Linked DNA regions of Mus musculus: region 1 is linked to region 2. Evidence: chromatin loops called from intact Hi-C (ENCODE). Cell type or tissue: left cerebral cortex. All regions are shown on one strand. Links, peaks and the distances in the headings refer to the core of each region. The heading gives the core; the rest is flanking DNA. Region 1 holds the start of Rims1 (regulating synaptic membrane exocytosis 1). Region 2 overlaps Rims1 (regulating synaptic membrane exocytosis 1).

Region 1 (15,620 bases), core at 4,679-12,678, 170 kb before region 2:
GTGTATGTTTTCATGCTGGCTCTCTCTCTGACCATGTCAGTCCTAGTTATTAAACTCAAGTTGTCAGGCCAGTTGTTGAGTCCCTTCACCTGCTGAGCTATCTCTCCAATCCCCCACAAGGTCTAGATTAAACAGATAAATATAATTAAATGTGTTTATAAGTGTCAGGTTTTAATCTAGTAGAACATATATTCTTTCCTGTGGAGGGAGAGACACAAAAAGACACAAATATACAGATGCCACCTTTAAGCCAAGAAGAAGAGCCTCAGAGGAAACAAACCTGTAGACATCTTCATCTTGAAATTCCAGCTTTCAAAACCTCCCAAATATAAATTCCCATTACATAAGCCACTCTACTAATGCTATTTTATTATAGCAACCAAAGTAAATTAAATCGCCATTATTAATTGTTTATTGAGTCCTTGCTGTTGAGAATTTTCCTCAGTCAGTTCCCATCTATACTGAGGCTCTGTTTGTATTTCAGAAGAATTTTAGGAGAACCAACTTGACTACAAACCTCCTAACAGCAAGGCCTTTGTCCCTGGTCTTTTCAAATGTCCAGTTTGACTCCACAAAAATGGGCATCTGGCAGAATGACTGAGCTGTCAATATTACAGCTTCCTTCAGTGTCCTAATAACAGAGATAAACATTTTACTTGGGGGGAGAGCTTGAAATTAAAAAAAGCATACAAAGTGTTTTTCCCCCAGATGACGACTTAATGTGCGTCTTATTTAATACTCACCATCCATCTGAGGTAAGAGCCTCTGCTCTATTTCACACAGATGCAAGGGATGTTATTTAGCCAGGGTCAAGATCGTCTTGAATAGAGCCAGAATTCCAACTCAGGTTCCTTCCTTCCTTCCTTCCTTCCTTCCTTCCTTCCTTCCTTCCTTCCTTCCTCCCTCCCTCCCTCCCTCCCTCCCTCCCTCCCTCCCTCCCTCCCTCCCTTCCTTCCTTCCTTCCTTCCTTCCTCTTTCCCTCCCCCCTCTTTCATCTTCTTAAATATGTGATCTGTGAAGAGAAGAAAGTATAATTTTTTTAATGATGAAAAGATGCTGATCAGAGTGTTCTATCAACTGCTTTAATTAGAGAAAAGAGAAAATCTGGCTAGATATCAGTACCTATGGGAAAAAAATCAGTGGAAATTTAGAGGACTGCACAGTTATTTCAGTGACAATCTCTTAAGTGACACAACTATAAAAATGTACAGTGTTGTATGGTATAAACATGATGATTACAAAGCCATAATAAATACTCACATACTGAAGATTGTTCTTGGTTATAACCCTCTTGATAGTTATTTTATAAGGGAGAGAAAGAGATGGGTGTGGAGGGGAAGTAGGGGGACTAGCTGTGTCCAAAGTGAGACAACAGGAATGGCCAGATATTGAACGTTACTAGATGATAAGTGGCTAGGTTTACTCTGGAGATGCCTGAAGCAGACATGGCAACTGTTTCAAATAATTCAAAAAAATTCTGCTTAGTGGAGAGATTGAGTCTTAAGGACCAAGTTACTACTGTAGGTAGTGAGCATTTAATTACTAAGAAGTTTCACATATATATCTCCACATAAAAACTGCATTTACTGGCAAAATCAATTGAACTGTAAGGTCTTTAAATGTGAAGCTTTTAGCATCGTATAACCCCCCCATCCTTGCCCCCCCCATGTTAACAAAGTTAAGGCTGAAGGGGGAAAATAGGTACTATCTTGCTTCTGGAACTACAGAAAGAATTCCCTGGAGAGAAAACCCATCCTATCTCGCATCATTGCTATGAGATCCTTACTGGGAAATGGCTCAATTTGAGCCAGTCTCTCTATTGATCCTTTTATAATTGCATTACCAAAATTCAGTCTCCAGGTTTCAAAGGCGATAATATTACGTATTTTGAAAGAATTGTCTATTAATTTTCCCCCCTTTATCACTGAGAGAAGCTCACCCTTTAATGCCTATCATCGTACCAGGCACTGAGCAGACGCTTTTAAATCCAATAGGATATGGGTGGGTGTTTTCCTTATCGTGCTATCGTGGTGTTGTTGGAGAAGTACCCACGGAGGCTGAGAAGTGAGTGCATGATGATAGCGAACATCACTGGAGGAATTAGAGTAGATAATCCATTTCCAAGCACCAGTGAAGTGCAGTTATGCAGTCTGATGGGGCTACCCAGTGCCCCAAATGGCAAATTAAAGAGTTACTGTGTGGTGGGGCATCTTGAGGGGAAAATGAGGATACATAGCAGAACAATTCTAGCGAGAACCCATCAAGAAAAAGATTGCATTGAAGGGTACAATGCTAATTCGGGTTGCTGGATGTGTGTATGTTGTGTGTGTGTGCACCAAAATTATCTAGGAACCCACACACAACTGTGGCTGTGCACACTTGCCGAGTAAAGCAGAAAGACATGGTGGCAGGAAGGGGAAAATAGACCTAGAGGGTGTACCATCCTGCTGTTCTAAACCCTGTGGGTGCTCTAAAAGCATCAATGATGAAGACTGTGGCGAGGATGAAGATGATTAAAGCAACCCATGGGAAAATAGGGCTGGGGAGGATGACATGGACCAGGACCTGGGAGAGGGAGGATGACTCAGGGTGAGGGGTACCTTGGGAGAGATCAGTGGAGTATGCACGTCGGCGAGCGTGGGGCGGGGGGAATGGCCAGGGCACGCGTGGCTCGGACCCGGGGAGTGGGTGGGTGGTGCCCGTGGGCGGAGCGGCTCCGGGACTGAGTGGCTGGCAGCTTATGTCTGCGAGAGCAGCAGCATCACCCGGGAGCGAAGCTCCGAGACTCCGCCTAACTGACACCCAAACTCTCCCTCTCCCTCCCGCAGCCCCAAACTGGAGGCAGCGGAGCCCGCGAGCAAGCAGCGTCGGGCGGCCCCGGCCCGGCCCCGCCCCCGGCCCGCCAGCCCAGCCCGCGCCCGGCCGCCGTGCTCCGGAGCTCAGCGCCAGCCCTCGCCCTCTCGCCGAGCCTCCGCCTGCCCGCCCCCGCCGGCCGAGGCTGGGCTGCGGGAGGCGGCCAGGCGGCCCCGAGCCTCGCCAGGGCGACCCAAACAAAGGCAGCATCCGGGCTCGGCGGGAGGCAGAGCATCATGAGAGACTGGGTCCTCGCTGTCCCCGGCTCCGCTGCTGCTGCCGCTGCCGCCGCCGCTGCCGCCGCCGGGAGGGCTTCGCTGTGAGCGTGGAAAGCAGGGGCGCAGCTGCGGGGCGTGAATCCGAAAGGTGAGAGCCAGAGCCAGCGAGCCGAGGGGGCGGGCAGGCCACGAAAAATGTCCTCGGCCGTGGGGCCCCGAGGTCCTCGCCCACCCACGGTGCCTCCCCCTATGCAAGAACTGCCCGACCTGAGCCACCTGACCGAGGAGGAGAGGAACATTATCATGGCAGTGATGGACCGGCAGAAGGAAGAGGAGGAAAAAGAAGAGGCCATGCTCAAGTAAGCACCCCCCAACCCCCCAGGGCACGCCATCCATCCCTCGGTGGTGCCTCCATCCATCCATTCACTACTCACTCACCAGGTCCTCTGGGTTGAGTGTGGGGGAGGGGCTGACGAGGGAGCAGGGGTGAGGGCAGAGGTGCCCACCTTGGGGCTAGGGGCCCCTCCTCGGGATTGAGCAGGGTAGAAGTCTGGGAGTCCGGAGAAAGGAGAGGACCCCACAAAGCCAAAAACCTAGGACCCCAGGAAGATGGCTTGAGCCAGGAGTGCCCAGGAGGACTGAGTGGACAGGGGGACCACCGTGGGGTGAGATATGCAGCGCCAAGTGAAGCTGATCCCACCCAATGGTAGGAGCTCTGGGCTGAGGGCAGATTAGGGACCAGGGCATGAGTGGAGAAAAGGGTGGAGGTAGAGATGGTGAGGGCAGCTCCTCCTTGGAGTTGTTGAGCACATCTGAGTTACAACAGTGAAGGGTGCTTGCTGGTATTTATATAATAAAAAGGCTTATTTTTAGTGTTTGTTTTGGTGCTCATTCATTTTACAATGCAAAGGTTGGGTCTTTTTTGGGCAGTTGCCATCTTTGGTAACCTGCATTCCCAGCTTCCCTTTAACCTTTGATTCTGAGGCTTCTACACAGAATAACTGTATGAAGACACATTTTCTTATCCGCATGCAAGGCCACTGGCAGTACAAAGTTTTTTTGGTAATGACAGCAGCTGATTGGTAACTCTGGCCTGAAATAAAATAAGGGTTTCTCATTACTGGCTTCTAAGAGACCTCTGGGGCCTTCCCATTTCCCAAAGGAAGCAGTCGGGGATTAAATATCTACACATGCCCTGTTTACAGAACCCATCAGCCCTTTAGGGGACCCGTGCCTGGTGCCCCCATTTTCCTGGGCATGAGGAGGGGATGGGGTTGACTATTGGTAGTGCAGGAGTCTGTGAGACTGTACTACCCTTTGCTTCAGAACTGCTTGCAAGGACTGCCATACATGCTGGCCTTGGCTTCTTAGCCTCTCCGGTGGCGTGAAGTAGAAGGGGATTTCAACTCTGTCTTCCCTTTAGTAAAGTTTTCCTCTCTGGGGTGGTGGAATGTAGACTCCCTGACTGGTACCAATGTCTTGGTATCCTCTGCTTATGCAGAAGGTGGATTTGGGGCAAGCAAATGACATGAAGAGCCAAAGGGAACCTGTTGCATCTAGAGTTAGCTGGTTGCAGGGAAGTCTAGAGAGGGAGCAGGGGGTGATACCAGGGCACAGGGCACACCCATCATGGCCTTTCTCAAACTCCCTAGAATGGCCTCCTGAAGGGAAGGTGCTGGCTGGGAAGGCATCTTCTTTTCTTCAGTGCAGCTGAGCCTAACAGGAGAGGCATAGGGAAAGCTGCAACCACAGACTGTGGGTCCTCTGAGCAAAAGCAACTGCTGTAGAGTAGGGAGGGCTATACTGAGGGAGAGATGTGGCTGTCAGGCCACAGCAAAATAGTAGGGGTTCAGTGATTCCTCCTCTTTCATTATAGACTCTGGGAAAATAAAAGGCTGTTAACTTAGAAGGCCAGAGCTAGCCTGGCTCTATAAGAGCTGCAGGTTTCTGAATTCCCTGCTCCTTCTCATCCAGGGGAAAACCAAAAAAAAAAAAAAAAAAAAAAAACCACAAAAAACCAAATACTTCAAGCCTGCCAGCTTGAGGGAGGCAGAACCCTCATTAATCTGCTTCCTGTCCCTAGTGAAAGAATGACACTGCCCCAACCCCATGCTGCAGGCTTCCCCTCTTCTGAGCCTGGAAGTAATGATGTCTTAATGGTGCTGCTGTCTGTCTGTCTGTCAGGTTGTTGGTCCATCTGTCCTCACTACTGCAGCCCCTGCCACCTGTCCTAGACACTGTATAATTGGCTAGCATTTGCAGATTCGCTGCTGTTCCTGTTGGTGCTTGCTGCAGACAGCAGGTAGATGGAGGCCTCCAGCAGCTAATGATAAATATGGGCTGCTCCTGAGAGTCCAGATAGGAAGGGGGTCACAGTACAAGCAGTGGCATAATGCCTCTTCGTTGGCTGTTGGAAGCATTGTAGAGGGTGAAGGTTTTAAGTTGGAGTGGATGAGTTTAGGGCAGAATCGCAAACCTGCTGACCACCTAGGGTCAATGATAATACTATATGGGTTTACATGGACAAGCACATTAAAAGCTCTGCCCAACTGCTCGTGTCTGGCATATCCCTGTCACTGCTTTCCATGGACTTGTAAATACTATTCCTTTATGGCACGATTTCACAGAATATCTCAGCGTGTACTGCTGTTATACAACAGCTCTCAATAACCCTGGACCTCTGCATCAACTTTATCAATGGCCTCCTCTGCTAAAGTCCTGGCCTCCTGTGCAGTGGTGGGTTGGCAAGTGTTTTGGAACGCTGATGCTCTTCTCTGTAAGCCTGTCATGGTGTCTGCAATTAGTGAGGCACTGCTACACTTATTTTTTTTTTTTCACAGAAGGAATTTTATGTCTTGGAAACTGGGGATCATAGGGGCCATTCAAATGACACATGTGTAAGGGGCCTTTGATGACATCTAGACATGGGTGGCAGCCTTTTCTAAACTTGCCAAGAAAAATGACCAGGAAAAAAAATAATGCTTTTCATAGGCCTTTGCTTAAAAGAAAAGTTTTTGTGGTAATACTTGATCCATCATATCACATATCTGAGAAATTTCTTTTACAAAAGACCCAAACCAAACTGAAGTACTGGGGACAGAGAAATTGGATTTAAAATATGTTTTTGTGATAAATGCAATACCTTTGCCTTGCACTGCCTACTGTGTGTGAATTCTTCTCCACAAGATAGAACAGCAAACATTCATAGAGAGAATGAAAAAGTAGATGGATATTATATGTAGTACCGTCTAACAAATACAAATCAGAATATATTTGTATAGTTAGCCTTGACTTCAAGTTACTGCTGAAATCTAAATTCGATAATGACATTAAATAGGTTTAAATAGGGAAAAATCATTTTACTTCCAGTTCAAGAATTTAAAAATGTTACATGAAGTTGGGAGTATTTTATCCTCATGGTCACATTAGTTTTGTAAAAATCTACTAATTTTAAGTAATATTGTTTATAATTAGAAAAAAATGGCTCTCAAGAATTATATTTTATGATTGACGTAACTGTTTGTAAAATGGGTCTTAATTTTTGGTTGTGTGTGTGTGTGTGTGTGTGTGTGTAGTGTGTCCTGGAACTTTTTTGAAACTCCACTTTTTCAATGAATGTTCCTTCAAGTACCTGTCACCAGGCATCATGGGTCAATATATTACAAAGACAGAAAACTTGTTATCTGAGCCCTAAATCAGGGAAGATCTCATTAGAGGTACAAATCTTATTCTGTTTCTTAAATAAAAGCTTCAAAGAGAAAAGAGTTCCAGAATAGGAAGAGAAGAGAAAGGGAAAACAGTAAGCAGAGATTGAGGGGATGGCTCAATGATGGGAATTAACAATCCATATTGAAATGGTTACTAAAATTGGCTAACACTTATTGAATATTTACTGCAGTCCAGTAGTTACTTTAATTGGTTACAGGAATTTAAAAATATTACATGAAGTTGTAAGTATTTTATCCTCATGGTCACATTAGTTTTGGAAAAAAAACTACTAATTTTAAGTAACATTGTTTACAATTAGAAAAAAAAAATTGGCTGGGTGAAATGTGTTGACTTAGACTGTGTGCTTGAATCCACTCAGTATCCTGTGCAGAAGATTTGGCAGGTGTGGCAAGTCTCAAGTCGTTAGTCTATCCTGAGGGTTTCAGGGATACTCTACATTGAGTCACATCCATGGCTCAACAAGGCTTCAACCCAGACTTTCACAACAAATGCAGCCACTTCCCCAAGCACTACACTTTCTCTCAACCAAGAAGAAACTTCTAACATTTATCCTTTCCTTACATGAGTTTCTGGTCTCTCTTTCAACTCAATCAAGTGGTTTGACAGATTAAGCTAACAGAGAAAATCAGCTGCTGGTCGTAATGGAGCAGGGCTGAGTTCACTTCTGGTGGTGCACAGAACCTTCCTGTGGATTGAGGGGAAGGGAATGTCCTTCAATTTAAAGATAATGAAAACTGTATTAGTACAATGCAAAGACATTTGCAACTGGGCATCTTTTTATATTTGATTTCTTCCACTTCCTGTATGAACATGGGTTACAAAATTCTTAGATTTTGTAGGGTTTCTTACTCATTCCATATTCTGCCCCTCAAGATGTGACTTGGTTACAAAGACAACTTTGGGCATCTCTGCCTTTTTGCTGGGGGGTGGTACTGTGGCCTTGGTTTTCAAACATCTGTCAATATAACCTGCTTGGGGAGAAAAGATGAAGTAGAAGTCTCTATTACTTTAGTTTTCCTCTGTGTGCACACATATCATGTTGTACTTCGAAATGTGTTGAAAGGGCTTGTTTTCCAGAAGCAACAGTTTGCCAAGCAGAAAAAGAATGAACTAGGGAGACTTAAGGAGGAGGTGATTGTAATGTAGGTGTATTTCTATTGGCCCACACGTTAGGCCAGGTATGTGCTACACTATTGTTCAAGCAAGGATGGATGAGAAGAAAAGGGGGAAAGGTGGATAGTGAAGAGAGATAGTGGCTGAGATGTAAACAGGGTCTTTGAATTCAAGATGTCCTATTGGGCAGAAGAGACTGTAGGAGAGAGCACACTTGCTGCCTTTAGTCCCGCTCCACACTGGTAGTAAGTGGGCTTTGACTCAGAGAAAGCTAACCCTGTGCTGTGTAGGAATCTCACTCTCAAAAAAACCTGTCTTAACAAATGTACAGACACACTGTGGAAGTTCTCAAACATTCATGGGAGAAAATATAGAAAAGAGAAGATTTTTTAAAAAGTGAAGAAAACACAGTGGTGTCAGAAATAATGGGAAGGTACAAAGCCATTGTTTTTTTGGTTGTCCCAAAGTGATGTATTTTTAACTTGTGTGTATGCTTTCTCAATAAGACACTACCGTTTATGTATTTACATTACCATATTTGAGGTTCGCTATGCTTTGCAAATGGGTGTGATCCTTGGGCTGCTGCCAACCTGAGTAATAGAAACACAACCTCTCCTGAAGGTTATTTGTTCAACTTGTTCAACAGGAAGGCTGACTCCTGTAAATCAGTCCAAAAACCTCCTAGAAAGCTCTCGGTGTGAATTCCTAAACCACTCTATTCTCCCACGTCTATAAGAAGCATATGGATGAGCTTGTTCTGCGTGGATTATAAGTGCCATTGTGTTGAATTTCATTTACCTTAATGGTCTATGTTCTGTTTTTAAACAACTTTGAACACTGGATCTTCTGAGATCAGACTGCATGTTCTAGATCTGGTCTAGAGGGTTGGAGAAAATTTCCCTGAGGCACAAGCAACAAGAATAATAGAACCTCAGACTCCTACCTGGTGATTCCAGTCTTCGCTGTTTATTAAAGTCCATAATATAAGTGTGGTTATGGGTTTTGTGGGCTGTTTTGTTCATCTGTTGGGGATAGGAGGCTAGCATGTACTGTTTCCTTTATATCTATCCGACATTTTGCTGGATGCTTACAAATACCATGAATCATTTGCTCAGCTCTTGACATGCGCTCCATTCTGTTTGTTGATTTGTTTCCTAACATTAGTGGAGCCTTTAGAAACTTGGCCCCTTGGCCCCTTGCTCACAGCATTTGGTCTGAGAATCCAGTGACCTCCCAAGCAGCAACAGCAGTGCATATGGCTGGTAGGATCCCCTATGCTTGTCTGAGCACATGCCTCTCCTCTCTAACTTCTGTTCTCCTGGCCTACTTGGTCTTTTGCATACAAGTCTCCCTAACACGGTATCATTCTGCTACTTTCTCCTTGACTGCAAGTCTCTGTCAGCCACGTTATTCTGAATTTTCCCAGGCAGGATACTTCTACTCATAGAACTGTATGATAGTCGATTCAACAAGAAGGCCAGGCATTAAAAGTTCAGGTGTTAAAATTTGGTCAGGCAACGGAGTATGCGAGTAGAATAGAGACACCATTCTTCGTATAGCTTGTTGCACGTGTGGTTCCAACCACTTAAAAACATCCACAGTCTGAAAGGTTGACCAGTGACTTGCTCTGTATAATACTGAATGAGGTTTTGGGTTTTTAGTGTGTTTGTTTGTTTGTTTTTAATGCAGAGCTTCTCTGTGTAGCCCTGGATGCCCTATAGACGAGGCTCCAACTCTAAGACCCACCTACCTCTGCCTCCTGAATACTGTCATTAAAGGACATGTACCACCATGACCTACCAAGTATTGGTCTTAATGCTACCATTTTCTATAGGGATAAACATTACCAAGTCATTCCATTTGGTTTCTTGGCTTGCTGTACACAGTGAGACTTGTTAGGCCTGTTCTTGTATCTTATGGTCATTTAACATGGTAAAACAGAAACATCTTTAAATTTCAAATTACCATACCCAAGGAAACTTCTCTTATTGCCTTTATGCTCTGAAATAAGGCCGAGCCCCTTCTTGTGATTTTTGAGGGTGATGTTGGGCATGTGGGGAGGAGATCTTGTTGGAATAGGCCCCACTCACAGTCTCACAGTGAGGGCTGTGATTAGGATTGTAGTCACACTAAGTTGGGAATCTGGCAAGGAATTCAAAGTTAAAATCATCACATGGTCTGATCTGAAATTATGTTTTTATTTCTCATTAACTGGGTTATCAATGTTTGTTATAACAAAAACATGATGGGGAAATGGTAAAGTTTGAGATAACAACAAGGCAAGCACAATTCAAGTGGAGAAGAGAAATTGGCTCAAGGTAGTTTTCTTATACTAAAACACAAAAGTGTTAACTTCTCTGTCATGGAGTATAATAAATGGCTCATTTTTACCATTGAATGGGGGGGCTAATTATTAACTAGTTTTATCTGTTTAGCTTTCTGTTGCATGGTGTAACACGTGCATATAACTTTTTAAAATTTCTGTACTAAATGCCCAGTGGTTTCTGCAGGTATAGTCTCATATTCTCATATCAGGTTTATATGTGTTTCTTTTGGTCAAATAGCTGACAGCAAGGGGTTATACTACAGAAGTGGCTTGGGGCTTTCCTATTTCTGTTGCTATTATGTGAAATCTCCCTATACTTACATGAGAGAAAACTGCTTAAAAGGAAAGTGTCTTAACTGCTGATTTGCCTTTTTATACTATTTCTTTGCTATGGACAGTGTTTTATACTGTCAATTTTAAGTATCTACTTAAGACAACAAATTAGAGTGCCTTTTCCTCTTTATAAGTTGGTTTTTCCCCCTGCCTCAACTTATTTGTATCAAACCACTAAAAAGCAAGCAATTAAAAGTTTTAAAATTTGTTAGAACACTAAGCAATGCAAACAAGGAATCTTGGAAACCACTGTTTGGCCAATAGTAATGGTTTGCTGAAAACAAGACATTGCATTTCATACGATCTCAGTGGGTGCTTTTTTATGGGAAGGCTGCATCCAAAGTTTCAATCGTTTTTAAATAATAGTTGTCAATTAAACTGCACACAGGACTATCAATGCAAAACAGACTACAGTTTAGAGACCATATCCCTGGTATGCAAATTCATTTAAATAGATTTTAGAAAGTAATATTTTGATAATCCCTTTGAAGTTTAAGTTGTAAGATAATGAAATATTGTTGAAAGGAATTTAATTAGAATATCAGCTATTTTAAAGAAGCCTAGTGAATGAAACTGAGATAATACGGATGATAATACCCAGTTAATCATTTATACATTGTTTAGTACTTTTTTATTGCTCATCATTAAGTTAAGTTACTTGTCTGGAAGATGTTATCATGTTTATATAGAGAAGGCATGTGCACTGAAAACTAACTAAACTGTCCATACTGCCATGTAGATAGATACCTTATGCTATTTAGTTTCTTTTAATGGCCTGTCATATTTAATATGAATATATATTCACAAGTAAGCCACTACAGGAGCAGTCCCTGATGAAGGTTTGCTGTACTACCCAAGGCATACATAGTTTGTTTTCTTTTCAATGTGTATTATTGCACCTGAAGATCATTGATCTTTGACTAATACTCTTGATTTCAAGAAGCCAAATGTTCAAGCTAGGATCGGCTGAGAAGAGAGAAAGTCAACTGACAAAATGCTTCCATCAGAATGGCCTGTAGGCAAGCCTGTGAGGAAGCATTGCCACAATTAGTGATTAATATGGAAGGGCCTGGCTGGCTCACTGTGGGTGGGGCCACCCCTGCACAGGTGGTTCATGGATGTGTAAGAAAGCAGGATGAGCAAGCCATGAGGAGTACGCCTGTAAAACAGTCCTCCTTTGTGGTCTCTGCTTCAGCTCTCGCCTCCTTTGTACCTCGACCTTTCTCCTTCCTTCTATTATAGACCATAGCATGAAAGGCGAAATAAACCCTTTCCTCCCCAAGCTGCTTTTGGTCATGGTGTTTATCACAGGAGTAGAAATGTAACTAAGATACCGAGTTATTTTAAACTTTGTCTGTTATTGGTGAACAATTGTTGTGGGTCTTGTGGTTGCACTTGTCCTTTATACTCATTTTATGATCTATTTACTTTTTAGCTTATGAGTAGGTGTGCACGTCGCCTGAATAAATGCATGTGCACTGAGTGTGCACATGCTCACAGGCACCAGTCCTCTGGATCCAGAGGTTTAGGCAGCTGTGGGTTCTGGGAACTGTACCTGGGTCTTGTGTAAGAATAGAAAATTATCTTCACTGCTGAGCCATCTTTCCAGCACCTGCTCTTGAGAGAGAGAAGAGAGAGAGAGAGAGAGAGAGAGAGAGAGAGAGAGAGAGAGAGGAGAAACTCTTTAATTGGTGGCTGGTTGTTTTATTTTCTACTTTGCAGCTTTTATTTTAGAAAAATTAGACTATAGTTTCAGTATACATGGTCTGTATTAGTCAAAGTATCAGTTTTTTTTCCCAAAATATAAGGTAGTATATGTACATGTATGGAGGTCTTCTAAGGTCAGGAGAATTACTTAGTGTCTGGGTAGACACCGATGAGAACAAAGTGAGGACACCCAGTGGCTTTTCCTTTTTATATTTCACACAGCTTAGCAGATTTATCTTTCCTGGTTGTCTCTGTATTGTAATATAGTGGAGATTAAGTATCCTTTCCTAATCCCTTCCTTCTGAAAATAAGAGAGGCTATATCTTACATCCTGATATTTGAAATAGAAGTATATTGAAATAAGCAATCTCATTTTTATTGGTTATTAAACCTTGGTAAAAGCATAAGTTATAAATAGCTTCCACTCTGGTGTTATGTCTGAAAATCATCACTGTTTTTTTTTTTAATGAAAGTATAATTTAAAAGGTTAAGCTTTTATACAAATAACTTAAATTTGTAGATTTTTTTTATACCCTAAGCCAAGTGTTGCCACTTAATATAGCTGACCCAGGTTAAAAACTTGATTCTAGTATTAAAAGGTTTGAGACCTGTTTAGGGCCAGGCAGGAGAAAGAAATCCCATGGTGCTTAGCTATTCAACAGCTTCAGCTAGTCAATACAGAACACAGCTACGACTGATAAAGAGCCAGCGACTACTTCTGCATTCCATAAAGGCAGCACAGTGAACACCTCTGGGCCCTGCACTCGAGAAATCAAACACATCCAATTCTAGAGCATATTATGTAGGTATTGGATAGTTGGTAAAACCTAGAAAAATAATAAGAATAGGTTAGTAATACATACAGGAGGAGCTGAAGGTCATTTGAAGCCCCTTCTTCTCTGCTGCCTGAACCTCCATTTCCTTCTTTGCCTTCAAATTTTCTGTATGCCTCTATTCTAACCCAATATTGAATCTCAAATACTGTCCTTCTTAAATGTTCTATTATAGCCTGCCATTCCTTTCTTTTTGCAAATAGTAGAAGTCTTGTCTGGTGGCTTCAATTGTGCACACATGCCAAAGATACTCAGATCGATATAGTCAGAGATTTTGAAATTTCTGCTAAATTCTGAATTCTTCTTGCAACACCTTTTTGATATCTCTAAGTGGATGTCTTGTAGGTGTTTCAGACTTACTGCCACTGTCATAAATTGCTTAGCGTTTTGCCTAAATGTAAGTCTTTGAGTTTCATAGGTAGTATCTTTTCTGTACTCCAGGATGAAGTTGAGAGTTCAGGCTTCGTATCCAACTCATGGTTGTCCATACAACCCGACTCCCATGGTCTTGGATGATTTCCATTGCCAGATCACTGCTTGGCAACTCCACTCTCACCTTCCTCTTGATCAGACTCCCCCCTTATTTTGCTTTTAATCTAAATTTATCCTGGCCTTTGAAATTATCTTAAATGACACCTCATCTGCTACATCTTCCCAAACTTTCCAAGCTGGTTTCTGTACTTGCCTTCTGTGAGCATATTTTCATAGCATTTTCTCTCACCGGTTTCAGGATCTGTACAGAGTACACTGCTGATGATGGCATCAATTTTTGTTGTATCCATCATAAACACACATAACAGGTGCTCAGTTATTTGAAATAGTGTATATGAATGAAAGAGTAGATTCAAAAGTCGTGGACTAGAGTCACCCCAGGCTGCTAATGATGTGAGTGGGAGGGAGAGTGGGTTGGTTATTCCGACCATAGAAAGACAGTCAGCAAATTCTGAGAGCAAAGAATGAGCTGTTTGCTTTTGACTATAGAAGAGAAAGCAGGTTGACTGGAATGTACAAGGAAATAAATATTTGGGGTCAAACATTACACGTTAAATTAAAATATGATTTTTTGGATGGTCTGTTATGTTCTTGACTTGGTCTTTCATGGCTTTTTGGAAGACAGCATTCCGAAGACATTTGCCTGCCCGTGTGGGAGGATGTAAATAATAGATCTTTAAAGGTAAATCCTCTAGAAAGGCACACTTAATTAGGAATATTTTAATGAGAGCATGACTAACTTCAGTTGCAGTCTAAAGCATAACACATTTACTGATTTGATATTTACAGTTAGACCAAATGATCACAATGTATTATATTGATTTTATTTTTAATTAAAAATGCAATGTGCCTTAAGTCATTCTCTGGTCTTAAAAGCTCCTTTCAAGCCAATGTCTTCTATTAATTGTCATGGGTTTTTCAATCCCCTTCCTGTGTCCAGTGCATAAGAAGATCTCGACAAATGCTTATCGAACAGCATTGCATAGTTGATGTCGTAGACACAAAAACACACATCTTTGTACTTTGAAGACTAGATGCCATTGTTAATATGTGGACAGGAATTTTGTGACTGTCCAGTTGTGGGATGGCAAGTACTCCATTCATATGCAATGTACTGATCAAAGAACCTAGTCTGTGGTGAGTGTCAGATGCCTCACAACCTTTTGGAACAGAGTGTAGGAAGGTATCAGCTGAAGAACTTGGCAACTGAGAGAGCAGTTGGCTCCTTACTTATTGAAGATTATTTTAACTCTATCAAGCTTTCACTGTTAACAAGGGAAGACCTGTGGGTAAGACACCATCACAGGTCTTCTTTAGTCTTACCCAGTGGCTTCCTTTTTTTGTTTATTTTTATCTTCTTTCTCTGGCATTGCTCCTTCATGCCACATCGTTCCAGCATATGTAAACAATTTTTTAACAGCTGATTTGATTTGCTTCCTCTGTAGGGTTATACACCTCTTATAGCAAACTCCAAGGGAATGTATCACCTTTGGTTATTTTGAATATTGGTGAATTGAGTGTTAATTTAAAAAATAGATCATGAACAAAGACTATGAAATAGGAAGTGGTTTCTTTTGCAGTGACATTTGTTCTAGTCATACTGAATTGACATTTTGTAATTTTTAATTTATAAACCTTAATTATTCCCTGAGAGATATATTTTCAATATGGTTCCAAATAGCTTTGTCCATTATGCTTTTGATTTTTTATATATTCAAATAACTTTTTGAGACAGGGTCTCTCTGTGTACTTGGCTGGCCCAGGAGGTTCTTAGCCCTCTGCCTCAGCCCCTCAAGTACTGTATTAGGGACACGTACCACCATACCTAGCTATTTTTTCTTATTTATGTTGTTTGTTTTACTTGACAAGAGAAAAGCCTTTAGGGGACTTTTGATATATGTTGGGCAGCCAAGAGCAATGAGAGTAGTGTGCACTGATTCAGGTATCTTTATGGACTCCCTGGCCAAACACCTCATAGGGAGCAGCTCTGTGCCTGACATGGAGACTTTATTTAAT
Region 2 (15,620 bases), core at 3,110-11,109:
AAAACCAAAAAAACAAAACAAAACAAAAACCCTCCCCAGTGGAAAAGAGTTTTGCAGAGAGTTTTGTGACTATTACATCTGATTCGCACCAGTAACAGAGGAGAAGAAATAATTTCAATCACATGTAGTTTTGTGAAAAAGTAAGTGTAATGAAGGTTACTTCCTTGAGTTTGGGTGAAGGATTACTTATAGGCAGCTACAGCACTGAAAAGCAGTCAATCTCCCATAGCCTCTTCCAGGAAGGGTTTGACCAGTGAGCTCCTCCAGGGAAGGAGGAAGATAGGGAGGAGGGGAGGGAGGAACGGAGGGAGGGAGGAGGGGAGGGAGGGAGGGAGGGAGGGAGGGAGGGAGGGAGGGAGGGAGGGAGGGAGGGAGGAAGGGAGGGAGGGAGGGAGGGAGGGAGGGAGGGCACATGAGCAGTGGGGAGGATAATGGAGAGAAAAGATCAGGATCAATAGGCCCTTGATTTTCATGAAGGATTATTACCTTTTACAAATGACCCCCAAACCCAGTTATATAGAATTTCACAAGCAGAAATTTGAATTCTTTTGTAACAAGAGAAGCTGGGCAGGTATGAGGGTGACTGAGCTATCAAGCCTTTGCCAATAGTTCATGCTGCTCTCAGAGCCCTTCACGAGGGCGTGGTTATGCTCTTAAGGACAGGTAGTCATTTCCTTCCAGATGCCATGACAAAGCTCCCCCTGAGAATGTCTTAGAGGAGAAAGGGTTTACTTTAGCTCACGACTCCAAGCGACTCTCCATCCTGTCAGGAGGAGAACAGCAGGAGGAGGCTGAGGGAACTGGTTATATTTCATCTTCAGTCAGAAGAGAGCAAGAGGCACATGCTCATCAAACTCAGGTAGCTTTTTTATTTCCGTCAGGTTCAGGGCCCACTCTGACTGTGAAACGGCGTCACTCACGCTAGGCTGAGACTTCCGACATCAATCAGTGAGATCCAGGTGAACACCTGCAGACATACCTGATCTAGGCAGCCCCTCACTGAGAATCTCCCCAGGCCCTAGTGACAAGTCAAATTAAGCATTGCAGGACATATGCAGTCAATGACTTTATGTTGGCCACATTTCATTCATTGTGAAGAACAAATGAGTTTTAGAAGTGCTCATTTTTTACTTTAATGGCTATATGAGAAAAAGACACATAGAGATCTAAGAAAGCATCACCTATTTTGAGTTTATGTTTTTATTTACTTATTTGTTTAGGTGCATGTGTCTGTCTGTCTCTGTGTGTCTCTCTGTGTGTGTGTGTGTGTGTGTGTGTGTGTGTGTGTGTGTGTGTGTGTGTGTGTGTGTATGTATGTGCACGGGTGCAGGCAGAGGTGTGTAGGTGCGGTGTGAATTCAGTAACTAGGTCTTGTTCTCCACCTTGTTCTTCTTGCTGTTTTGTTGCCATATGGTATCCTAGTTCAAGCCAGTTTAACCATGACTGCCTCCTGGGGTTGCTTCGGACTGCACAGCCCACATCACCATAGGAGCACCAGGATTGCAGGCAAGAACCACGTCATCTGTCTTTCTGCATTAGGTCCGGGGATCCAAGTGGGTCATGTTTATGTGGCAAGTGCTGAGACTACTTTATTAAGTACTTTGTTCACTTCGTTATCTACTTAGCATTTATTTTATGATAAATTATAATCTATCAACATAAAAATTTTTGTATCAAAATGTATCAGATTTTAAAAGTAATATAATTTCTTTCAGTATTTTTTTCATTATAATTCTTATATTCAAACACACAGTTAGGAGAATTTTGGCAGTTTTCAACTTCCATGCCCTTCTCTCCTTCAACTCCCCCTCTTGAATCAGGAAATAAATTAAGACCTATGGAAAGTTGTAGTCAAATGGTAGATTGAATAGTGGTGTGTGTGTCTGTCAATGTGTGTATATGAGTTTGTGAATATGTGTCAATGTGTGTGTGTTTCAGTGTGTGTGTCTCAGTGTGTGTGTGTGTGTGTGTGTGTGTGTGTGTGTGTGTACCACAAATGAACCAAATAGAAGAGGTTGGGGTCACCCATTCAAAGGAGACATTTGTACTCAGTATCTTACAGCCAGGAAATTGTTAACAGTGTTTAAGTGCAGTAAATTCAGATTCTTTGGTATGTAACTGTTACAGATATAGCCTTTTCTTGTAAAAGTTAAAGTTTCCAAGATTATATAGTTTATTAGGCAATAGGCTATACTTTTTTTCACTTTTTATATTTTGATAAAAAGAAAACAAGCAACAGCAAACACCAAAAAAAAAAAAATAGAGACTGTTTCTTGCAAATTAGGAACAAGATGTAGTTTTTCTTTACAGGCAAAGAAGACAGAGTAGTGGCTGTTAGCACTCTAGAAGGCTACACTTGTATCTTTACCTGTGCAGAATCATCTCCACTTGCTCTGTACTATAGAAAACAAAGTAGTATTTCCTCTGAACACATTTCTTATGACCTCCTAGACTAATAACAGACGTACTAGTTTCCTGTGATGCTGAATATTAAGTTCATAGAAAAACACCCTGATATTCATTCTCTCTCTCTCTCTCTCTCTCTCTCTCTCTCTCTCTCTCTCTCTCTGTCTCACCCTCTCTCCCTCCCTTCCTCCTTCCATCCCTCTCTACCACCCCTTCTCCCTCCCATTCTCTTTCTCTTTTTTTGTTAAATGCTAGACTTTTCATGGTGACTCAAATCTAGTATCCTAGTATTCAAGAGGCTGAAGCAGGAGAATTTTTATAAGTTGGAGGCCAGTTTGGGAAACATAGTGAGTTCTAGCCCATCCTGGGCTTAAGAGTGAGTACCTGTCTCAATAAACAAACAAAGATAAATAAAGAACAGTTGAGCTGTGATCTTACACATTTTACATACATTTCACAGCATGGCTTCCTGGTCTTTCTCTCCATTCCTTTCTTTGTAAATTTTTCGCTCCTTACTTTTGGAACTCCCAGACTGGCCTAAGAACATTAGCAAAGCTAGGCTGTTAAAAGTATCTTTTCAGATTAGACCACTGTCTTCTTAATCATTAAAATAAAATAAGGACTCAGAGTTCACACATGGGAAATGCGGATGTGACAAGTGTCTTGCTTACCTGCTTTGCTGAGCCATCTTAAAGCCCTGCTTGGATAAGCCTGACAACTGCTTACCTCCAGCTGACTGAGTCTGTCTTCTTCTCCCTTGCCTTGCAGGAACATTTTCAGATGTGTCTGTGTTCCCAGAAAGCCAAGCAGCGAAGAGGGAGGCCCAGACAGAAACTGGTATTTCCTCTCCTTCCTGCTTTGGTCTGATTTTTTTTCCTTTCCTTTCCTTTTCTTTTCTTTATTCGTTTTCTTTTTCTTTTTCTTTTTCTTTTTTTTTTTTAAGTTCTGTTTGCACCCAAAAGACCTCTTGGATGATTGCCCACCAAACAGTGGCCCCATTCAGAGGAGCCCTGTGTGTCTTGTGTCTTCCCAAAGCTACCCCTGTCTTGCAAACTTACAGTTATGACAAACACAGAACTATGGGCATGTTGTTTTGCTTCATAGAATACATTGAAACATCACACTTTGGCCAGAAATTACTTATTAAAACATCACTGCTTGCCCACTATTTCTGTCATATGATCTGAGATATTTACATTATTAAACTTCCCTGAGGAGGAAAACAGCCTCCAGAGGGTCTAAAGGACCACACTGAGCTCTTCATTTTATTGCCCATTTATATTTGGTAATGGTGTTGGTGAAAGGAAGCCTCATTCCGAACAGGCTTCCTACCCACACTGTATTCTTAACTTACTTGTTCTAAGTACCTGGATATCATTGAGGGGCAGGTATGTGGTATGAGTATTATATATATGTCACGTAAGGTGACATGGTTTCATTGGTTTATTTTATACAGAATACTAATTTTATCCAAGTGTGGCATGTTTCTACTGTGTATTTAAAACATTTCTGAATCGTATTGGTTCAGAATTGTCAAACAAATGTATTTAAAGCTGACATTGATTTAGCAAAGGGAAATATGATAAACATATAATAATGCCACTGCCCAGTTCAAAGCTTTATTAATCTGTCCCCAGATTCGTCCAGTATTATTAATGGTGATCCTGTTGAAAGTAGGCAGCCCGCTCACTGAAGCAGTCAATAAGGTGATCCTTTTGGATAAACTCGTGCTTATAATTCATGTCTTAGCTCTCCTTGACCTTCTAAAGCATGTTTGCTTGCTCCTTGGTCTCCAGCAAGGCTCCTTACACAGTTTCCTGGCTTTGAGTTTGTAGTACGTGGTCTAGATGCCATTCAGTGCAGCTTCCACTCAAGGTTTAATCCGGGGCTACAAGTGTGGATGGTTACCCCTGAGCCTCCCATGGTGCCTCGCAGCTCTGACCTGGTCTTCAAGGCCTGCTCGTCCTGGTTGCTGCCTGATTTTCACTTTCTTTTCTGTTCCATCCCACTGGGGACCACTGTCTAAGGCAAGAGGGCTGCTTGTTAGTGGATAGATGCTGTGTGTGCTTTTGCAGATCGTTATGTTATGATGATTTTCCTTCTCCGTATCCCTGCTGTGCTCATGTGAGAACACCGTCCCCCCTTTTACTTTGATGTGTTTGTCAATTACGTCTTCTCTGAACAGCGAACTTAGTAATGATTCTCCTCTCCTCTGAAATGGTAACTCCAACTTTCAAATACGTATTACTTTGTATTGAAATGGTATGTGAGGACAGATTATGCTGCCTACAGGATATCTGACTCTGGTTTACTTTGAATCCCAAGAATTCTTGGCACAATTCCTTAAACCTGTTATTCAGTAAGTAATTATTCAGTGAATGATAAATTTTTCCTCTTTGTTCCAAAGTGCATGATGTAACTAACATCTCTTGGGGTATACAGATGTTGGTGTTTATAGTTTTTAGTTTTAGTTAAGCACATAATGGATATATTTAAAAATCTAGATCTTGGGAGGCTATATTCAGAACCCTATAATGTTTTGTATCATCTAATATTTGACTCCCCAATTTAATCTTTTTCTCCTTTACAATAACACTGTGTAGCTTTTATCTTGGCTCTTAAGAATTCTTATTGCTTAAAAAGAAATAAAATGAAAAAACAAAAACAAAATGAAAACCACCTCACAATGAACTCTGGGATAAATGGAGTTTATTTTTATCAACATTGGGTACAAGTGTGAAGAACAGTTGATGCTTCCAAGCCATAATGAAGTACTAAATGGGTTAAATATGAGGCTTAGCTGGAAAATTACAGTGCACAGGAGTCTTGATGAATACTACAAGAAAATTTTAGCTTCCCAGTTTCTACCATGGTCACTGCTCACTGACCAAAGTGAAGGTGTACTTATTCTTAGCAATATTACATTTAATGTATGATCTTATGGTAGGTATAGAGCCATGGTAGGACAGTTGCTTAGCATGTGTAATGCTTTGGGTTTCATTCCCAGGACTGTGAAATAAATTGTAAAGTATGGGCTGGTGACTTCTTATATCCACAGGGATATAAGCAGAAGTTAGTGATAGCACTCTTCCTGGCCCTGGCCTCTGGGTCTCAACCTCTTCTTACTCTTCTTATCAAAGTTGTGTCTGGATGCAGCTAAACCAGTGTCAGGAGATACAAGAACATCCCTTTGCTCCTGAATGCTCCTCTCATTTTCCTGCAAATCAGTTTGAGCATTTCAGACACAGTAGCAAACTGCAGAATGAAAAAAAATTGCCAAAGGGGCTTAGCGCATACATTCATCAACTTCAAGTCAAACTATTTTTTTCCTCCTTTAATATTTTAAATGTATTACCAGTAATTCTAGAAGAGACTTGCAACACAATAACATCTTCATTGTCCCCCTGGAGGGAATCTTTAATTGTTTTAAAAGGCAAAAACAATTGCATTCTTATAAATATATTCATTAAAATGTGCATAAATATAGTTATTCAGTGGAGCTATGTCAGCAGAAGCTGATGCTGTTGACTTTGTGCAAGAGCTTCGCTCGGGGTAGGAGCAACAGTCTGATGTTGGTGCTTTAAATCTCCCAAGGCATTACTGCAGCAGAGTGGCTGCTTATAGGGAGTGGTATTTAAAGTTATGCTCTTAAACCTTTTAAAAATACACAAAAAAAAACATTTGTCTCATTTGCTGTTTCCATATCTTAATGATTATTTTATTTAAAGATTAAAACGAGCAGTGAAACAGTCCTGAGACTGCAGCACCAAGGCAAATTGACCTTTTCTGAGTATCAGCGTCTTTGTTTAGTCTAGGTTTTTTTTTCCTTTACCTGTTTACGTGGAACCAATTGCATGGATCCTCAAAGCCTTTACTGTTTTATTTTTTTAATTCACCGTCTTAGCTTTCCTTGATCTATTACCTCATTCTTTCCAAAACCATAAACACCACTTGGCTAGCTGCCAGAAGTATTAAAAATGGTAAACAAGACGGGAGAGATGCCTCAGCAGTCAAGATCACTGGCTGTTCTTCTAGATGACCCAGGAATGAATATAAGAACCCACGTGGCCACTTACAACTCTCCAGTCCCAAGGGATCTGAGGCCCTCTTCTGGCTTCTTTGGGCACCAGTCACATGAGTAATACATAGACATTGATCAGGCAAACACACACATAAAAGAAGAAAATAAAATTTAAAGCACAGAAAACAGCAGGATGCCCGTTATTTCTTTTAAAAGGACCTCAGACTCTGTTGGAAAAATATTTTTTAGTCACATGGGAATCTGAAATGAAAGTTCAGGTACATTCAGGCATGGTGAGTGGTTCTATGTTAGCGTAATTCTAGTACCATGGAAGCAGAAGAATTGCAGAAAGATTGCAGGAGGAGGAGAAGGAGGAGGAGGAGGAGGAGGAGGAGGAGGAGGAGGAGGACATGAGGGAGGAAGGAAGAGGATTAAAGTAATTTAAATACAGTTTGTTTATTAGAAAGGCATAGGAAGTGTGAGAAAGGTAATAAGGATACATATTTTTAAATGGGAAAGGAGCTAACCTTAAAGTATAGCAAAGATTTCCTTCCTTAAAGCAACAGTAAATCATTTCACAGTCCTACAGCTCAGAAGTCAGAGCTGAGGCAGCTGCAGCAGCATGCTCCAGTGAAGACTCTAGGGGGACTGTTCCACCTCAGCTTCCTGGCTTCTGATGGCTGCACCTTTCTCTGGCCTCGGAGATGTAGCTCTCAAACTCTCTACAGTCACCAAACCCTCTTCCTATGCATATTCACACCATCTTCATTCTGTATGTGTCGCCTCTGTGGCTAAATTTATCCCCTGTTTAAAAGTCACGATGGATTAAAATCCACTCTAGCAATCTCAGTTTAACTTGATTATCCTACAAAGAGTGTGCTTTCAAGGAATATTCTATTTGGTACTGTGGGTTAGAATTCCAGCATGTTTCCTTTGAGAGTCCACATACAATGTATAGGAACCATTCAGAAAGGAAGACAAAGCTGAGGTAGTTAATTCCAGTTTAAAAAAAAAAAAAAGAAAAAAACCCACCAGAGCAAGAGTAAAACCTACTGCTCAGTTATCTCAGTAAACCAGAAAGCCTGTAGGAGTATATATTTATAAACTCCCACTTGTAATGGTAGAGGAATACTTCATAACTGTTCTGAACTTCAGGCAAACAGTCTTTGGCAGGTAGAGAAAGCAGTGAGACAAAGACCTGCAAAGTGGTAGGAACTGGAAAGTTTAGGCCACACTGTATTTAAAGGAAGGAATTATGGCAAGAATGAAAGGAGCACCCACCATAGTACCTTCAATAGTCTGTCAACAAGACATCATGTAACACTGTGCTGAAGAAACACAAAGCAAGTTAGAAACCAAGAGCAGGCTTGGGCTGGAGAGATGGCTCAGTAGTCAAGAGCATTTGCTGCTTCTGGAGAAGTGGAGAGTCCTACACTGAGGTCAGGGGTCTCATACTCTGATCATAGCCTCATCACCCATGACTTCAGCTCTCTTCCAGCCTTCATAGGCATGGCACACGTGTACACATGCAGAGACACACAAACACAAAGAGAAATGAAAACCAAGGTCAGGTGTTAACCAGACCTGCCCTGTGGAAGATGTGCAGTAACAGATGACTGTGGTCATCACATAAGCAGAGAGAGGAAGCAGTAAGGACCAGGGTCTGTCTAAGATCAGGTAAACTCTGCATATGGCAACAAGAGAGGAAGCCTTCCAACCTTAGAGTGGCTGCAGGACAAGAGAAGATTCTTTGGTCTGGGAGAAAAATCTATATTTTTAATGTATACTTTTATACATTTTATACTCAGCAGCTGATTGTTTCTCCCATCCCCTCTCTGTATCCATACTTATTGGTCTCATTTCTAAAAACTGAAATCAGGATGAATTTTTCTATAAGCACTATATCAAACACTGAAGAACAATTTTTTTTTCCTCAGAGTTCTGATTACCTATTTAGAAATGATTAAAGACATATTTCCAAAGATGTTGTTTCCCAAACGTGGTCTCATTCTGTGATTGGAACCACAACGTAGGACATCTTAAAAAGGACCTGGGTTAACCCATACCTTCTGGTCATTTTGAATGAATCAACCTCTCAAATGTAAAGTGCATACACACCATTATGAGACCCCCAATTCTTATCCCTTTTCAGTTCCAATATTAAGCGCCAAAGCTCATGAAAATAACATGTAAATCTGTACATGATAGGACTTGAGATTTAATTCTCCTCTTCATTGTTTTGGTTCCCTCTAGAGATACTAGTGCGCCATCTTGAATATCCTGCCACTCCTTGAACTATGTGTATGTCTTATCCTTAGCAAAGTCTTCTCTGGACACTTTATCCTCTTGGCTCCTTCATCAAGCAACTGCTGATGTGGTATTTCCACTCACACAATCTTTCATGGACCCTGTCTCTTGCTTATACTTTAAGGTCACTGCAATTTCATTCTGATGGCACAAACCACACCCTATTTTCAAGTCTGTTAAAAATCATTCAGAGTCTGGATAGGAAACTAAGAACAAGTACCTCCGGGGATTGATTTTGACATTGCTATCACTCTGGGGAAGTCCTAGAAATATGGGTGAAGTTCAGCAAATCATCATAAAGAGATAAGGTTCCATGCTAGAGAGATGACCTAGTGCTGAAGGGTGTTCCCTGCTCTTCCAGAAGTTGGCTCTCAGCATTTATTTTTGGTGGTTCTCAGCCACCTAGAACTCTAGTTCCAGGATGATCACCTCTTCTGACCTTTCCAGCTACCTACACACTACACACGTGTTCTCTCTCTCTCTCTCTCTCTCTCTCTCTCTCTCTCTCTCTCTCTCACACACACACACACACACACACACACACACACACACACACGAGTGAGAACAGAATCAAGAGAGATAAGGAGAGAGTGAGGTGATAGAGAGGGAGATGGACAGGTGGTAGAGAAGAGGAGAGGGTGAGGGGGAAGGGAACAAAATGGAGGGAGAAGAGAGGGGCAGATAGGAAGGACATGGAAGGAAGCAGAAATAAGAGAAGAGAGAGAAATGAAGAGGATGATAAAGATGGACAGGTTGAGAAAAGGAAGAAAGGACTAAGGGAGGAAGGGAACCAAGGTGTGTGATGGAGAGGGAGATAGAGGCAGAGTTGATCTATATGAAGGAAAAGAAATGAGTATTTGGTAAGAAGCTGTAAATGGAAGATTATGAGAAACAAAGTTGCTGAACTTCTTTTCCTTCTCTGTATGAAAATTTATGTATGTGCTTGCGCATGTAAAAGTATGTGTGTGTATAATATATTATATATTATACACAGACGTCTAAGGATGGGTTTAATGTGATGTCAAGGTAGGGTGGGCTCTGAAGTCTATTGCATGAATACAAGTGTGAAGTTTTGTTTGGAGGAAATGTAAAATGATGAATTTGGTTTAAGGCAAATGTTTAGACATTCTTGTTTGTCCCAGTAAATACCTTTTGTAGCACCTGTTGGTGGCAGCGTAAGGATGGTGGTGTATGACATTCAATACTACAATCATATCTATAAAATTAGGCTATTTTTAGTATATAGGTGAGAGCACTGTTATGAAGATACTCATTTTAGATCCCATTTAAAATACCCATTTATATTACTAGCTCTTAACATTATCTAGTACCAGTTATTGTGTTGCTAGTACAGGACCCAGGGTTATCCTCCTCATTTCACATGGACTAGAAAGGTCCAGGTCTCAGCACCAATCTGAACTGAGAATGGCATTGTGGGATTGAATGAGTACTAAACTCATCTGCATCCAAGATGGCCGTTGAGTTCTCAGAAGAAACGTTTTTTTATGAAATGTTGCATCATCATATCCACAGACATTTGCTGATACCACTTGAACAATAGCGTTGCATAATTTTATAGATTAAAGTTTACAAGAGACCTGTCAAAGTCCTTTTAAATTGTATTCTGTATGTATTGTTTAAATGTTAATTCTAGAGCATTTCTATAATTTTGAATTCTTTCAGGATCTCACACAGTGAATTTTGATCACATTCATCCCATCCAACTTATTCCAGATCTACCCTTGTCATTACTTTCCATTCTCACCTCCTTATCCACCACCCCCAACCTTGAATTTCCTTCTCTTCTTGCTCCTCTTTAAACCCATAAAGTCTAATGTGTGCTGTCTATCCACTTGGGTATGAAGCCTACTCTGGAGTGTAGGCAACTACTATGAGGCACACCGACTCTCCCTCTCCCAGCAGCTGTCTGATGCCAGCGGCCCCAGCTAAGGGTTTGTCCATCTCCCACACTTCCTACTAGAATTTTGTCTGGCCTAAACTTCCATAGTCTTGCACAGGCCATCATGACTGCTGTCAGTTTCTTCCTGCAACTTCCCTGCTGTCTGGAGAAAATTGTTTCCTTGGTGTTATCTACCACCTTGGTCTCTTAGATCACTCTCCTCCCTCTTCCACCATGATCCCTGAGTCTTGGGAATAGGAAAGTTGACATAGATGGGCCACTTACTCCACCATCTCTCTTTCTCTGCACAGTGTCTCATTAACAGTCCCTGTCTTAATTACTGCAAGAAAAAGCTTCTCTGATGACAATTGAGAGGTGTCTGGGCTATGGGTCAATGGGCACATACACACACACAGAATCCAGAATTCCAAGCACATGCAGAAAAAATAGTAATAAAATAGTGTCATATATTCACAGACAGTGAATTAATTCAATGTACTTTTCCAGGAACCTAACCTTTTAATTAGTGTCCTTAGTCCTTTTAGGAGGAGGATTTGGTGTTCTTTGTGTCTTTGTATACGGCATGCAGAGAGGTTATGATACTTATTTGACCACAAGGGATAAATGGCAGAACCTACATTTAAGTTCAGACTATCAGAGTGAAGAAATTACGCTTCTAACCAGACACAGGTATTTATAGTTGTTGGTAAATTAATACTTGCTAAGCAGAAATCAAAATTGACGCTCACGAAGAAACAACAGGCTGAACAGTTGCTGAGGGGTTCTGGTGCTGATATTGATAATCCTGCTGGATTCACATTGTGCTGGAAACAGTTCAGTCCTATGTAGAGGAGCAAGACATCATGCTACTTTTAAGGCCAGCTATGCAGATGTTGGTATAAAGCAAGCAGAGACTCAGATTACCTTAAGTATGTAGACATTCCTATTCCTTGAGATCCCTGGGTGTGGTTGAGACATACAGAAGTGTGATAAATGATTCATTATCTTCTTGGGTATCTATAGATTACCATATTCCCTTTAAGTCTGCAGTTATCCAAGATGACTTCTTTCATTATTTTCATCACTTTCCAGGTAACATCTTGGCAGAGAGTATACTTTCGCTTGGTGGAGCTATTCATAGCCTTTCAGTGGTTGTAAAATCAGAATCAATCCCCCTGCCCCGATTATATTCAGTGCTATGCTTAAATCTCAGTCTGTAGCCAACATGGTCCTAACATGCATTTTCAGTGCCTCCTAGCACTAACTGTACATACACATATGTATGTGTGTATATACATACATGTGCATATACATATCCCATCTGCTAAGTCCTATGTGTGTAAAACTTATTTTAATAAACAGTTTAGGTCTTTGTTTGTTCAATTGTTGTCTGTTTTTATTATTATCTTCCTCTGTACTCCAAAAAAAAAAAAAAGAATTTCTGTTTTCTAGTCCTGTTTTCTCTTTTGTAATAGACCTTTCTCAAATCTTCGAACAATATAAACATTACATAAAATTTAGATATAAATGTCTTGCCATGATTGCTTGTTTGAGGTCCCTGTTGTCACACATAATTATCTACTGAACATTTCCATTTAGAAATCCAGTAGGCATTGCAAACCTAATATGTTCCTCACTCCCCTCTTGAATTTTCTTCGAGTAAACTCCCCCTTTTGATTTCCAGTATCTAAAATTAACCTTAATGCTAAGCTCAGAATTTTAGGAGTCATTCTTCTATCCCTTCTATTCATGTTTTGCATTTAGTAAGTAAGTAAATGCAGTGAGTTCTATTTTTAGTAAATTCCAAATATGAACATTTTGTTTTTGTTTTTCGTTTTCCTGCCTAGCAGCTTGTTTTAAGCTCATTCACCTAGGAAATTCCTCTTTGGTGTCCGTGACCTGACTTTTGACCCAGATTGATTTTTCTCCTCCTATCAACAACAGCCAGAGGCGCACTGTTTATCTTTCACTGCTGAATTCCTCCAATTAGACATTCTGGTTAAGTCCTGCCTCAGCAGTAACGAAGTCCGTGTAACTCAGCACAAGTGATGCGCTCTACAGTGCTAGCCACATAGTGCATTTCTTGTGTGGTCCTAATGCTCGTCTGGCCTTGTAGGTAAACCAGGCACATTCATCTTGAGCTTGCCAAAGAGAGAGAGGGACCTTATGCTTACTTTCCTCTCGCTTAGGAATTTTCCCTATAGATACTTCTATGCTTTGCTGCCTACTCTGTTTGCTTCTCTGGTAAAATTAATTTGCTTATGTAAAGGTGAAAGCCCATTTTTAAAGAATATTTATCTATAAAACTCCTCCTACATACCCAGTGGTGTTGCAACCTCATTTTTTGCAACTATAGCTTTTGTTTGTTATGCAATACGTTTATATTTTATATACCCTTCCCTGATGTATAAGGTGTATCCCTAAATTTAAAAATGCTTTTGCTACATTTAATATGGTACCTCAGGTGTCTACAGTCGTTCCAGGTACATAGTACATTTTAGACACAGTTTAATCAAAACAGGAATTGACAGATTTGCAACCTGACATACAACCTCAGTGCATTGAATCCTCATATGTGTTAACTGTTGCCAATACACCCTCTTTCAATTGTGCACATTCAAAAATCAACATTTACGATCATCTACATTGATACAGATAAAATATATATTCAAGTTATTCAAAACATCTATTAGGACTTTTTTTTTTCCATTTCATGGGTGAGGGAAATGAAAGCTCAGAGAGATTGCCAGGCCATATGAAACCAGAACATCATCAAGAGGATGAGATGACCCAAATTTTTCTCAACAATTCACTGCCACCAAGAAACAATGAGGTGATTTACATAAACCTCCATCCCTCCAAAAAAAGATTTAAAAAACTAAAAAGCTAAAGAGGCCAGGAGACTATTTCTTGAACTATGGTATCTGAGGTGGTTTGAATAGGTTTGGTCCCTTTAGAGTCATGTGTTTGGCCCACAAGGAGTGCCACTATTAGGAGGTGTTGCCTTGTTGGAGTGAGTAGGTGTGACATTGCTGGAGGAAGTGTGTCACTGTGGGGGTGGCCTTTGAGGTTTACTATGCTCAGGTTCTGCTTTGTGTGGAATGAGAGCTTACTTCTGGCTCCCAGCAGAAGCCAGTCTCCTCCTGGCTGCCTTTGGATCAAAATGTGGAATTCTTGGCTCCTGCAGCACCTTTTTTGCTTGGATACTACAATGTTTCCTGCTATGATGATCATGTACTAAAACCTTGAAACTGTAAGCTAGCCCAAGTTAAACGTTTTATATATAAGAGTTGTCTTGGTCATGGTGCCTCTTCACAGCCATAAAACCCCGAGACAGTATCTAACATCTTAGAGCCAAACTGCATCTTTAGTTTAAAAGATTTATTTTTCCATTTACAACCATGGGCAGTGACTCTAAAAGCCAGGGGAAAATAATTTTGCTCCCCCAAATTCAACATGTCTAAACATGAGAAAACACCATCATTTCTTTATTCTTAGCCAGTAATCATCGACTTGTTCAGTTGTCCTTAGAGACAGAAAACTGTTTCAGAAAAGCAAGTAGATGGCAGTAACTCTGAGAGAAACAAAGAGATAGGAAAAGCAAATGCAAGAGAAATAGTTTGAGGGAATGAGAAGACAGAAGGGCAATGTTCAGAATGACAGCAGTATCTTCAAGACGAATGGGAAGAGAAGGGGCTTGTGATAGATTTGGGAGGTGCCATGAACCTACTGCAGTGTTTGAAAGAGCCCAGACTAAAGTAAGAAGAGGATGAATAAGGTTCAGTGGTAGTAATGGCTAATAAAAAGAGTGGTGGCGGTAACACAGGACCATGAAATGTGTGGGAGCAGTGTAATTAGTGGAGTTCAATGGAGGGTAACCAAGAGCCTAACAGCTAGGGACGCAAATGTAATATTGACATGCCCCAGAAGTCAGGATTCAGTACTGCACTGAGTTATGGGGAAAACGTGAAGCTGGCTTTGACTGCCGCCGATTTTCTGTTCCTAATGGTACTGTGGAGGGCAAACTTGGAATACCTGTAGCTTCCTGGGTGACATTATAAAGGAGAAAGGCAGGTGGCTGAACCAGTTATCTCGGACACTGTCTGATCAGTTTTCCTAGTGGAGTTCTTGCCTACAGTGTGTGGGGACCAACTAAAGCACGTCCATGTCCGTAAGGAAGATCATGTTGAAAATCCCTGAGGACACTGGCACTCTGCAGGTTAGTGTCAGGGTGAGGACAAAGGAAATATACCTGTCAGCCTTTCTCACACGTGTGTGCCATGTCTCCTGTTTCTTTCACAAATAAACCCTTGTTCCCAAAGTATACACATTACCATAGCCCAATCCTATAATGTACTCATTATAGCTCAAAAATGTCTTTCTCTGATGCTCAGGATAGACGTGGCCCTCATTTTCACAGTATTTTAACATGGCACCAGCCACACGACTTTCAGTGTTTAGCAGAGTAAAGTGAGGCCTAGAGTTGAAATCTGAATTCTTAGATCAGGAGAGTCAGGATCTAAACGTTTTTGCTTCCGACTCTGATTCTGAGTTAATTTAGTTTAGTTTTGTGTGTTAGGGCAAGCTAGGAATACAGATATGTACATAGAATACTGATGATTGCTTCATTTTATACTGATTCACTTAAAAACAAACAAACAAACAAACAAACAAACTTTGATCGTGAATGACATGGTATTAGCCCTAGGTTGAGAGTTGACTGAGGGAAAGATATTCTTAAAAATGTATTTCAACTTAATACAATTCCATGGAAAAGTTCATTAGGGCAAGAACATTTCTTACCATGTTCTCAGTCCTTAATTATAAAAGCAGTGAAGGCATTCTTTGAAAGAAATATAGAAAGTTTTGTTCCCAAAAAATATCCAGTTTGAGAACTCATGCTGTAGGTAAGAAACATCCAAAAGAGCACCATGTTTTGGACATTTGAACCACTGAACTAGTTTTGGGGGATCAATACTTGGCATT

Evidence for each region. Peaks named below come from ENCODE experiments on the same cell type or tissue, not always from the same donor. Only the 100,000 strongest peaks of a DNase experiment are listed, where the experiment ranks them.
Region 1: a loop joins it to region 2, with 2.1 times the contacts of the local background. A loop is called at or near these places in 4 of 42 quality-filtered maps.

Annotation. Positions count from the first base shown.
Region 1 is chr1:22,793,371-22,808,990 of GRCm38, reverse strand. It overlaps Rims1 (regulating synaptic membrane exocytosis 1), which reads left to right and starts at 2,833. Exons shown (of 35, transcript NM_183018.4): 1 at 2,833-3,430. The coding sequence starts at 3,267. In left cerebral cortex, for the core only: no CTCF peak of the experiment used is centred there; DNase peaks (open chromatin) are centred at 5,583, 5,779, 8,190, 8,592 and 1 more place; H3K4me3 peaks cover 1,616 bases; H3K27ac peaks cover 970 bases.
Region 2 is chr1:22,618,035-22,633,654 of GRCm38, reverse strand. It overlaps Rims1 (regulating synaptic membrane exocytosis 1), which reads left to right. Exons shown (of 35, transcript NM_183018.4): 3 at 3,175-3,243. Among named protein-coding and RNA genes, the nearest start is that of Rims1, 180 kb to the left of the region's middle. In left cerebral cortex, for the core only: CTCF peaks have their summits at 6,525 (motif pointing left) and 7,062; DNase peaks (open chromatin) are centred at 6,520 and 7,178; H3K27ac peaks cover 405 bases.